Regions from separate parts of the Homo sapiens genome. Here region 2 is linked to region 1. Evidence: chromatin contacts called from ENCODE Hi-C data. All regions are on one chromosome and are shown on one strand. Each heading gives the region's core, a stretch centred on a gene start or an enhancer-like site at or near the end of the contact. The rest is flanking DNA. Distances are from core to core; before and after follow the strand shown. Region 1 has its middle 59 kb from the start of MEX3C. Region 2 has its middle 220 kb from the start of LINC01630.

What was found. Hi-C counts contacts between places; a loop is a spot of excess contacts on that map.
Region 2: a map of mammary epithelial cell shows a loop between it and region 1 (2.4-fold over the local background). The contact joins two enhancer-like sites. A Hi-C loop is called at or near these places in 2 of 168 maps with a recorded cell type or tissue (MCF 10A and mammary epithelial cell).

What each region holds. Positions count from the first base shown.
Region 1 is chr18:51,135,841-51,141,271 of GRCh38, reverse strand. No RefSeq gene overlaps it. Among named protein-coding and RNA genes, the nearest start is that of MEX3C, 59 kb to the left of the region's middle. RefSeq lists enhancers at 2,381-3,359, 3,360-4,339. Within about 2 kb of position 3,316, at least 3 of the 41 ENCODE cell types and tissues checked have a DNase peak (open chromatin) inside an H3K27ac peak, as active enhancers do; they include mammary epithelial cell, where a contact is called at or near this core.
Region 2 is chr18:51,611,933-51,617,363 of GRCh38, reverse strand. It overlaps the pseudogene RSL24D1P9. Among named protein-coding and RNA genes, the nearest start is that of LINC01630, 220 kb to the right of the region's middle. Within about 2 kb of position 1,988, at least 3 of the 41 ENCODE cell types and tissues checked have a DNase peak (open chromatin) inside an H3K27ac peak, as active enhancers do; they include mammary epithelial cell, where a contact is called at or near this core.

The DNA.
Region 1 (5,431 bases), core at 2,067-4,566:
GCCTCACTTGTAATATTAAAAAAAGAAAACTGTAAACAATGCAGCTGTCCAACAATGATAAAATAGTTAAATACATTATAATATATTCATACAATGGAATACTATATAGCACTGAAAACAATCTGTACTCACTGAAAATGAATGAACTATATGCAACAATATAGATTAATCTCCCAAGTTGCAGAAAAGTACTTAGAGTATATTTCCATTTATTGAAAATGTAAAAATGCAAAAATGCAAAATGAAACAAGCTCGTCCAGGCTGCAAACATATGTGGTAAAACTAAAAGAAAAGTAGACTGATCAATACAGAATTCAGGGACATGGTTACCTCTGAAGGCTAAGGGGCAGGGATGGCACTGGGGAGGGCTAACAGGGGACTTCAGAGGAAATAGTACTGTGTTCTATTTCTTTGCCCAGGTGGTGAGTATATGAGTGTCTATTGTATCATAACTCTTCATACCTTACTTACATTTTATTGATATTCTTTTATACATACTCAATATTTTATTTTGAAAATATTTTTTGAATAAGCTGTAAGCATTCACAAAAGGTGAAAATTGCCTATAATGACATTTTGGCCCTACCCCAGGATTAAACACTCTTCATGATCTGGCAGTTCTCCAAATTTTGTTCTCTGTGCTTGACTAACTCATATATGTGTGTGTGTGCGTGTCTGTGTGTGTATTGGGTAAACTATACATTCATTTTCGCACAGGCAAACAAATGAGCATTCCCCAGATTTGGAGAACTAATGATAAGCATGTCCCTATTAGGCACTTTTGGAAACAGAAACCCTACCCCAGAACCCTTGCTAGCTGTGCAGGGGAGAACGGGCATATTGGAAGATCAGGAGATTTATGGGGCAGTTCCTACTCGGGGACAAGATGCACATTTTTTTTTTTTTTAGTCTGCTTGCATTGTTCTTGTTTGTTTCATAATGTATTGAGTTGATTGAAAGGGCTCAGAGTCTGGTTGAGGAGATACGCATTTGTAAACAAACATCCAAGAATTCCTAGCAAATGAATGTACTCGTTCACCAATGAATCTTTTTTTTTTTTTTTTTTGAGACGGAGTCTTGCTCTGTCACCCAGGCTGGAGTGCAGTGGCACGATCTCAGCTCACTGCAGCTCCATCTCCCCGGGCTCATGCCATTCTCCTGCCTCAGTCTCCCGAGTAGCTGGGACTACAGGCACATGCCACCATGCCTGGATAATTTTTTGTATTTTTTAGTAGAGACGGGGTTTCACCGTGTTAGCCAGGATGGTCTCGATCTCCTGACCTCGTGATCCGCCCACCTCGGCCTCCCAAAGTGCTGGGATTATAGACGTATGCCACCACACCCGGCCTCACCAATGAATCTTAAAAGACAGCACAGGGCGGGTGCAATAGTTCATGCCTGTAATCCCAGCACTTCAGGAAGCCAAAGCAGGCAGATCACTTGAGGTCAGGAGTTCAAGACCAGCCTGACCAACATGGTGAAACCCAGTCTCTACTAAAGATACAAAAATTAGTTGGGCGTGGTGGCAGGTGCTTGTAATCCCAGACACTTGGGAGGCTGAAGCATGAGAATCACTTGAACCTGTGAGATATTGCACTTCAGCCTGGGTGACAGAGTAAGACTCTGTCTCAAAAAAAAAAAAAAAAAAAAAAGCACAGGCTTTAGGAGTGAAAGAGAGAGGTACCTGTGTGTCTTAGGGCTATAGTAGAATGACCTTGGGATTATAACAGAAAATCTGGATTTACCTCTTAGACCTGTGTGATCCTGGAAGAGTCAGATCCACCTTTCTTTTTTTTTTTTCTTTTTTTTTTTTTGAGATGGAGTCTCACTCTGTTGCCCAGGCTGGAGTGCAGTGGCGTGGTCTTGGCTCACTGCAACCTCCGCCTCCCAGGTTCAAGCAATTCCCCTGCCTCTGCCTCCATATAACTGGGATTACCGGTGTGCGCCACAACACCTGGCTAATTTTTGTATTTTTAGTAGAAATGGGGTTTCACCCATGTTTGCCAGGCTGGTCTCAAACTCCTGATCTCAAGTGACCACCCGCCTCGGCCTCCCAAAGTGCTGAGATTACAGATGTGAGCCACCGTGCCCAGCCCAGACTTATGCTTACTCAGGGGGAGTCCGGCTATAATGCAGCCCTCATTTTCCAAGGTGGGTGACCAGAAAGTATCTTGTTTACTCATCAGCAAGAAGGCCTGGGAGGAGCGGAGGGCAGGGGTCTGGGCACGACAAGAAAGGACAGAGGAACTGTGCTTGAGAGAAATCTACCCAAGAAATAGCCACTCACATCCTAAGAAACACAGGGTAGTTTCACTAAAACCTCATCAGTTTGGCATCTCTCTTCCCTTTCCATTTCTTCCTACTGGGTAGTCCAAACTAGAGTTTGTGCTTTGAGTCCTGGCTGAGCTGCCAAGCAATTTGCCTCCGGAAGCCTCTGCTTCCTCATCTCTGTAATGGGTCTGAATCGCCTATTGCCAAATTATGGACGGAGCAAAGCAAAATCAGGTAAGGAATAGCATTTTGTAAACTCGAAAGTGTTAGGCATTACTAGTTCCTTTTCTTCAGGGTAGCCTTTGCAGAACCACTGGAAAAAGAGTTTGCTAAGCAAATGAAGGGTGTCGCCACCTGGGCAGAGGGAAGGTTTTGCCTAGAAAACTATTCTCTGGCATTTCAAAATAAACATTTGACCGCCATCACAAATGATTCTTAAATCATTCTTCCAGGGCCGGGTGCAGTGGCTCACGCCTGTAATCCCAGCACTTTGGGAGGCCGAAGCGGGCAGACAGCTTGAGCCCAGGAGTCCGAGACCAGCCTGGACAACACGGTGAAATCCCCTCTCTACAAAAAAACACAAAAATTAGCTGGGTCTGGTGGCACGTGCCTGTAGTTCCAGCTACTCTGGAGGCTGAAGTGGGAGTTTGATCCCGGGAGGTTGAGGCTGCAGTGAGCCATGATTGAGCCACTGCACCCCAGCCTGGGCCACCAAGCAAGACCCTGTCTCAAAAAAAAAAAAATCATTCTTCCCCTAAGTCACCCAGGAACCCCTGCATGACAGGGCCTCATTTGACCACACCTGGATTGGAATGTCCCACACGTAGTTGGCTCTGAAGAAATGTAAGGCTGCAGGACTGCTCCAGGGCCTCAGCTGGGAACCCCGCCCATCCCTGCCTTGAATGGAACCTGTAATAAGCCTAGTTTCCTAAAGCTCCCGGGGAGGCAGGATCAGTGGTTGAGAGCCAGGCTTTTGTGGCTGCGTTGAGTACTAGTCACAACTCACCGGCTGTGTGCCCTTGGGCAAGTCACTTCATGGTAGCCTCTGCAAGCCTTCCGTTTCTCATCCATACAACAGGGACGGGGAAAGCCCCTCCTCACAGGGTTGCTGTGAGGATTACATGATTCCAAGCACTGAATAATGCCCAGCATTCAGGGAGTCTTCATAAAGTATTGGCTGTCACGCTCAGGGAAGAAAACCAAATCTAACTATGAAAAGCCAGTTTCCTCGGCGTAGCCTCATTGTGAGCTTTGGTGCCAGAGATGGACTCAACTGAATGGTGGCTTTTCTCCGTGAGCATCCTCTGGGCCTGAGAAAGGACAGCTAGAGGGGCCTTTGGCCTACGCCTCAGCGGACTCAGGTTTCGGCTGATACTCGGTGGCAAGTTCCTGAAGAAGAGCCAGTAAGGCTTGTCACAAAGGTCGATGGTAAGCGAGGCCACCCACCCACACCGCTGAAGCTGCCATGAGCTGTGACCCCAGCTGAGAGACCACAGGCGGACCAGCGAGGTTCCTGCGCATGCGCTATGCTGCTCACTTCCCGGCATTGAGGCGCTGCACCCAGCCTCCCCTCCTGGCGGGGACCCTCAGCCCCAGACACAGCCACTAGCCTAGGCATAATTCAGTGTTCCAGCTTACTTAGGAGAGCCCGGGAGTTCATTTCAAAATGTCAAATGATCCTTGGTGACTAATGGCCCCTGCTGTGCTGAATATCTTCACAGAGGCTGTCCTTCCGCACCCCCAGGGCTCTGCACTCCGGAAACATCTATCTTGGTGTCTGTGGCAAGGAGCTGCCATGTCGTCAGATCGCCCAAAAAAGCCAGGGAGCCACAGAACTGCCTAGATCCTGCTGGGGTGAGCACTGGGGAAGTCTTGGCCAGAAGGCATTCTCTAGGAATGGAGGATGGGAACACATAAATTCAACCACCCAGAAAAAATAAGCAGAACGCTGGACAAGTGGATCTCACAGGGTGTACTCAGAAAACAATTGGATTATTTTATCATTTCCCCCTATAGTTTGCCCATTGAAACCTGCTCTGTGAAGATAGCTCTGATCCCACACATGCGTGAATTTCCAGCAGGTTCTATACCTCTCCTGCTCACTCCCAATTTTAAAAAGTCCTGTAGCCACTGTTTAAAATTTTTCATTGTGGAAATTTTCACACATCACCAGAAAAAAGACAATGGTACGGTGGATTGCCGTGTAACCAATCACAGCCATGTTGTTGTTATATGAATTCCCACCTCACCCCAACACATTTTTTTTTCTGGAATTTTTTTTTTTTTTTAATTGAGATGGAGTCTTGCTCTGTCACCAGGCTGGAGTGCAGTGGCGTGATCTCGGCTCACTGCAACCTCTGCCTCCCGGGTTCAAACGATTCCCCTGCTTCAGCCTCCTGAGTAGCTGGGACTACAGGCGCGCACCACCATGCCTGGCTAATTTTTGGTATTTTAGTAGAGGCAGGGTTTTACCATGTTGGCCAGGATGGTCTTGATCTCCTGACCTCGTGATCCGCCCACCTCGGCCTCCCGAAGTGTCAGGATTACAGGCGTGAGCCACCACGCCCAGCCTCTGGAATGTTTTAAAGCAAACCCTCTGATTAATTTTAGAAACACAAACTGCCTTAGTTCAGTAATGAGTAAATCCACACCAGCAGAATGATCCAGGACTCTCAAAACTTCACTTTCAGCTAAAGCTTATGCTGCAGCCTGGGAGCCTGCCTTTCAGCAGGGGGCCTGGGTGGGTGTTGCCTGTGTTCCCCACCTCAAGTTTCTCTTCCTTGCCCTCACAGCTGCCTATGGCTACTTCAGGGTCAAGAGCAGTGGGATAGTGAAGAGGGGCGATGTTCCCACTGGCCCTGACCGGCTAGAGGCAGTGTCAGCTACGAGTCCCAGAGCGGGCTCTTACTCTGTGCTCCCTGGGTCTTGCCTACTCAGAGCTGGCACAGAGCTGACTGCTGGACTGGACAACAGTGCATGAGCTGAGTAAACTGAGCCCGGGATTAAGAGGGGAGTCTGATCGCTGATGGTGGAAACAGATACTGGAGTCCCTCCTTACCTGCAGGGGATATGTTCCAAGCCCCCTAGTGGATGCTTGAAACCACAGGTAGTATGGAACCCTACCATCCTATATAGGGTAGGGTTACTACCCTACTATCCT
Region 2 (5,431 bases), core at 739-3,238, 480 kb before region 1:
TGAAACCTTGGGTTAGCTTCACATTTCACTTGGAATAAAGCACATAGATTATTCCACTGGATGTAGGCCCTCGGTGCTCAGCACCCCTTCCCTCCCTGACTCATTTCCTACCCCCAACCCTCCCACCCCGTCCCCTGGCTCACTGCCATCCAGAAACACTGGTCTCCTTGCTCTTCTTCAAAACACCTGGACCCTCGCACTGGCCTTTCCCTCTGCTTATCGTGCCCCTCCCCCTGACCTCTTAATATTTGCCTGAATGTCACCTAAGTGCCACCCTGATGGGCCCATTTTAAAGTGCATACTCCACCCCCATTTCTGCTGCTTTTTTCCATGGTGCATGTCGCCTTCTAATATATTGTATACTTTATTTATTTTGTTATTGTCTGTCTCCCCCACTGGAATAAAAGTTCCATGAGGGCAGGCAGGTTTATCTCTGTTGTCCCTGCTAAATTCCTAACCCCTAGAAAATGTCTGGCATGGTAGGTGATCAATAATGATCAATGGGGCTGGGGCTCAGTGGCTCACGCCTGTAATCCCAGCACTTTGGGAGGCTGAGGCGAGTGGATCACTCGAGGTCAGGAGTTTGAGACCAGCCTGGCCAACATGGCGAAACCCCACCTCTACTAAAAATACAAAATTAGTCAGGTGTGTTGGCGCATGCCTGTAATCTCAGCTACTCAGAAGGCTGAGGCAGGAGAATCTCTTGAACCCAGGAGGCAGAGGTTGCAGTGAGCCGAGATGGTGCCACTGCACTCCAGCCTGGGTGACAGAGCGAGACTCCCTCTCAAAAAAAAAAACTAAACAACAAAAAAGCCAAAACCAAAACAAACAAAGAAAAAACAATAATGGTCCATGGAAGAGCTAGTTGTGTGGCCAGTTTGACTGCTTTCCTTCTCTACCAAACCGGAACAATCTTGCCATGATTAATATGATTACTGTGTTTAGAAATTGTCCCAGCCTGGTAAAACATACAGATTCAGCAATTAACATTTCTACAGCATTTCTTTTTAAAATTCTTTAATTATAAACACACATGGGTGGTTAAAGCGAGAAGTTTTCACTCCATCTAAGCTTGCCATATGTTTCTTGTAAAAATAAGTTAATCTTGTCCCGCTAATAATGGGCTTCATCATTCGCTTGGGAGAGGCTTCAAGTAAAATGATGATTGTAAATAATGGGCTTCATCATTCGCTTGGGGGAGGCTTCAAGTAAAATGATGATTGTAACTCCTTTCACACTAAATGTATAATAACTTTACGAAAGTGGCCCACATTTAACCACACAGATATGCCTTGAGTGAGAATTCTATACCCGAAGATAAGCAGCATTTGTTTACAACAAGAGGAGGACACATTTCCCAGGCCCCCATCTTAATGTTCTTTTTGCCAAATGAAAGCTTTAGCCCATGAATTACTTAGTTTTTACAGTCTATGTTGAATTAAGACAGCTTTGTTATATTCTGGAAATTGATTACAAAGTAGATACATTGATGAATTGGGAAATTAATCGGATCAAAGTTATTCTTTATTTGCCAGATACTGACTTAGACCTCCATAGGCCCATTGAATATAGAAGGAAACACTTGGGGACACTGTAGAGATAGGAAGTGGAGGGCACTGGATGTCAGGAAGGAGGGGCTCCAGCCAAGCTTCAGGGATAAGGTGCACTGAGGGCAAGACCAGAGGGAAGAGGAAGCCATGCACGTGGAGGAGGGCGAGCACTGCGGAGAGAAGACAGGCAAAAGCCCCAAGGGGGAAATCAGTTTGACACCTCAGCCTCCTTTTTGACTTCTCTCCTTTCTCCCCTTGGCTGGAATCCAGACTGCTCATCCTGGCCCAGAAGCCAGCCTCCCTTTCTGGGAGATCCAGGGACTTCCCAGCCCTTGGTCTGACTGGACATCTCAGAGTAACTCTGCCCCAAAAACTGTGGTTGCCATGGACTCTAAAACTAGTTCTCCAGGTAAACAAAACTACTTTGCTCACCCACATACAGGAAACGGCAGATTTCTGGCCTTTCAACACAGGTTTTCCTCTGCCGGCAAACTCCAGCATCCAGCAGAGGTGTTGGCAAGACTCCACCTGTTTCCTGGCAGAAGCCCCAAACCACCCCACCTCACACCGGCACAAAGGAGCTCAAACCATGAAATATAAGGAAGAGCGGAGCTCCATGAAGGACAATCTGTGTGTGTTCATTCTGTTCCATTTCTCACAGGCTTGGTACACGTCATCATGAATGACCAAGCTGGACTCCCACCTCCATCCTCATCCCTGCCATTTGGGGATGGAAAGAGGGGAGTCCCCTCCTCCAGAGCCAGGCTAGGATTACAGATTAGGGACGTGTAGTCCAGGCCAGCCCCCACTCTCCAGCAGGCTCGCCCCACCCTGGAGGGAAAGCATCACAGGTAGTGGGGGAAAGAAGCCAGGCTGTGGGCCCAGCAGCTTTTCTAATGGCCAACAGTGTGCAGGCTACAGGCTCTGCTGAAATGGGTCCAGGTTTGTGAATGCATTAATGTTTTTAACTATTGTTTCCGATTTATCTCAGCCTCAGTTCTAGCACTTCCCAATTCTGTGCTCATAAGCAAGATTGGCTATTTATTTAAACAGAAATAGCATACAGAGGAAATTTAAAGGATTCTAGAAAGTCAAGGTGAACCAAAATCTCACTGAGTTATCCACTGCCTTCTCTCTGCAGTCTTTTCTTATTGTGGGGCTGCTGTATGCATTGTGTCAGGTACCTTCTACTTGTAACTTTATTTAACTGTCATTGCAATGACATGAGATGAGTCTTAGTGTTCACATCTTACAGAGGAAAGAACTGAGGCTCAGAAAGGTAGAGACACCTGCCCTAACACACAGCTGTGAAGGAGCTGGACCTGGACAAAAGGAGTGTATGGTTTTAGGGTGAGAATAGACTGCTCTTTGTGAAATCCATGCAAAGATGCCTGAAAGAGGAATAAATATTTACTGGATAGTTGTGGATGAGTTAAATTTTGTAATCCACCCTCTTAGGATGAAAGCACACGGTATCAGGATTGCATTATGTTCCTGGTAGGAAATGGGTCAACAGGAGTAGGAAGGGTGCCAGAAAGATGCAAGCCCAGAAGAGGTCTTTGCTGACTCTATGTGTTTGTTTGCCCCAGGCTGACTGAGCTGGCTTTTCGTCTCAGAGATAAGGTGAGAGATGCCTGCATTAGTCAGCACTTGCTCATAGTCCAGCTTCCTATCCTGCCTGGCAACCGGCTGGCCTGATGCATGAAGTAGAAAGCCACCCAAGCAGTGGGAAAGGAAGCGAACCAACAGGCCTGCCATTAAAAATCTCCCCACCCCACGGCTTGAAATTTCCGCTTATTTCACAGATGCAAATACAGAGGCACAGAGGAAAAAAAAAAAACTGGTCCAGAAGACATCACCAGTCAGGGAAGAATCAGGACTGAAAAGAATGGAGCAACTCACCCAGAGCTCATCCATCCATCCATCCACCCATCCATCCATCCACCCATCTATCCAGATTCATCAGAACAGTGAAGTCCTTGCAGTCATGGAGTTGATGTTCAAGTGAAGGAGGTAGATTACAAACTAATAGATATACAATACAGTGTAAGGTGATAGAGAAGAATATAAATGAGTCAGGGGAAAACCTCCCTGGGGTAACTTTGAGCAGAGACCTGAATTAGGTGATCAGCAAGGGCGAGGTTACTAAGGAGGAAACATAGCTGGGGTGTGCAGCAAACACCAAGGAGGCCAGAATGCTTGGACTGAATTCAACGAGAAACAGCAGGGTAGAAAATTATGTTGGGAGAGAATTGGTGCTGGATCATAAAGAAACTTCATATGCGAGGAACAGGAATTTGGATTTTTTAAATAGTAATATACAGCCATTCTCAAGTTTGCGTTTGGTCAGTGGGGAGCCACGTGGGTTCAACATGCATATCAGAAGTGTTATTTCTGGCCGGGCGCGGTGGCTCACGCCTGTAATCCCAGCACTTTGGGAGGCCGAGGCGGATGGATCACGAGGTCAGGAGATCGGGACCATCCTGGCTAACACGGTGAAACCCCGTCTCTACTAAAAATACAAAAAAATTAGCCGGGCATGGTGCGGGCACCTGTAGTCCCAGCTAGTCGGGAGGCTGAGGCAGGAGAATGGCGTGAACCTGGGAGGCGGAGCTTGCAGTGAGCCGATATCGCGCCACTGCCCTCCAGCCTGGGTGATAGAGGGAGACTCAGTCTCAAAAAAAAAAAAAAAAAAAAAAAAAAAAGTGTTATTTCTTTTCGGGGCCCATCTACCCTGGCCACGACATGATGTTTGTCTGCAACAATTGTAAGGTGTTCAGATTTTGTAAATCTAAATGTCATAAAAACTTTAAAAAGAAGTGCAATCCTCGCAAAGTTAGGTGGACCAAAGCATTCCAGAAAGCAGCAGGTGAAGAGCTTACAGTGGATCATTCATTTGAATTTGAAAAACATAGAAATGAACCTATCACATACCAGTGAGAGCTATGGAAGAAAACTATTGATGCAATGAAGACGGTTGAAGAGATCAAACAGAAACACCAAGCTAAATGTATAATGAACAGATTGAAGAAGAATAAAGAGCTACAGAAAGTTCAGGACATCAAATAAGTCAAGCAAAACATACAGCTTATCTGAGCCCCTCTTGCAGGCAAAGGGAAGCAGTTGGAAGAGAAAATGGTACAGCAGTTACAAGAGGATGTGGACATGAAGATGCTTCTTAAACATCTCTGTAATCATTTCTTTTATGTACATTTGAAAATGCCCCTTGGAGACTTGGAACTGCTCAATTATTAGTTTATTTTTTACATAAGATCACTTAAATGAAAGGAGATTAAAATATATATTTCCTACAAAACATCAGATACACGGATGTTAGATTGCATCTCAGTGTTAAACCTTCACCGATAGATGTACTTACGTAAATCATGAAAATTCTACTTATAACTATAGAAGTGAATTGTGGACATAAAATGCTTATGCCATTTGGATAATGGCACTAGGCAGCATTTGTATAATAACTAATGGCAAAAATTCATGGCTAGTGATATGTAAAATAAAATATTCTCTGCAGAAAATATTCTCTTTATTAATGTTATAGAAGGGGAGGATACAACAAGGAACTAACAACTTGTATGACAGTGTCAAATATTATTTTGATTTTAGTATTTCCTGTTTGGTTTATTTGCATCTTAGAAGAGCATAATGACATTGTTTGATGAAGCCTAATTATGCTGGACTGTTTTGACCTTGTTTAACCCTTCTGATAGGTAGTTGGGGATGAGAATTGAATAATCTTTGCCTGGAGTGACCCTATACTCTAGAATTTCCAATTTGGAGAATACTCAGTTCTAACTTGTGATTCCTGGTAGAACAAACTTTATTTTTCTAGCCTAGCAATAATCCAGAAGCAGAGGAATCCC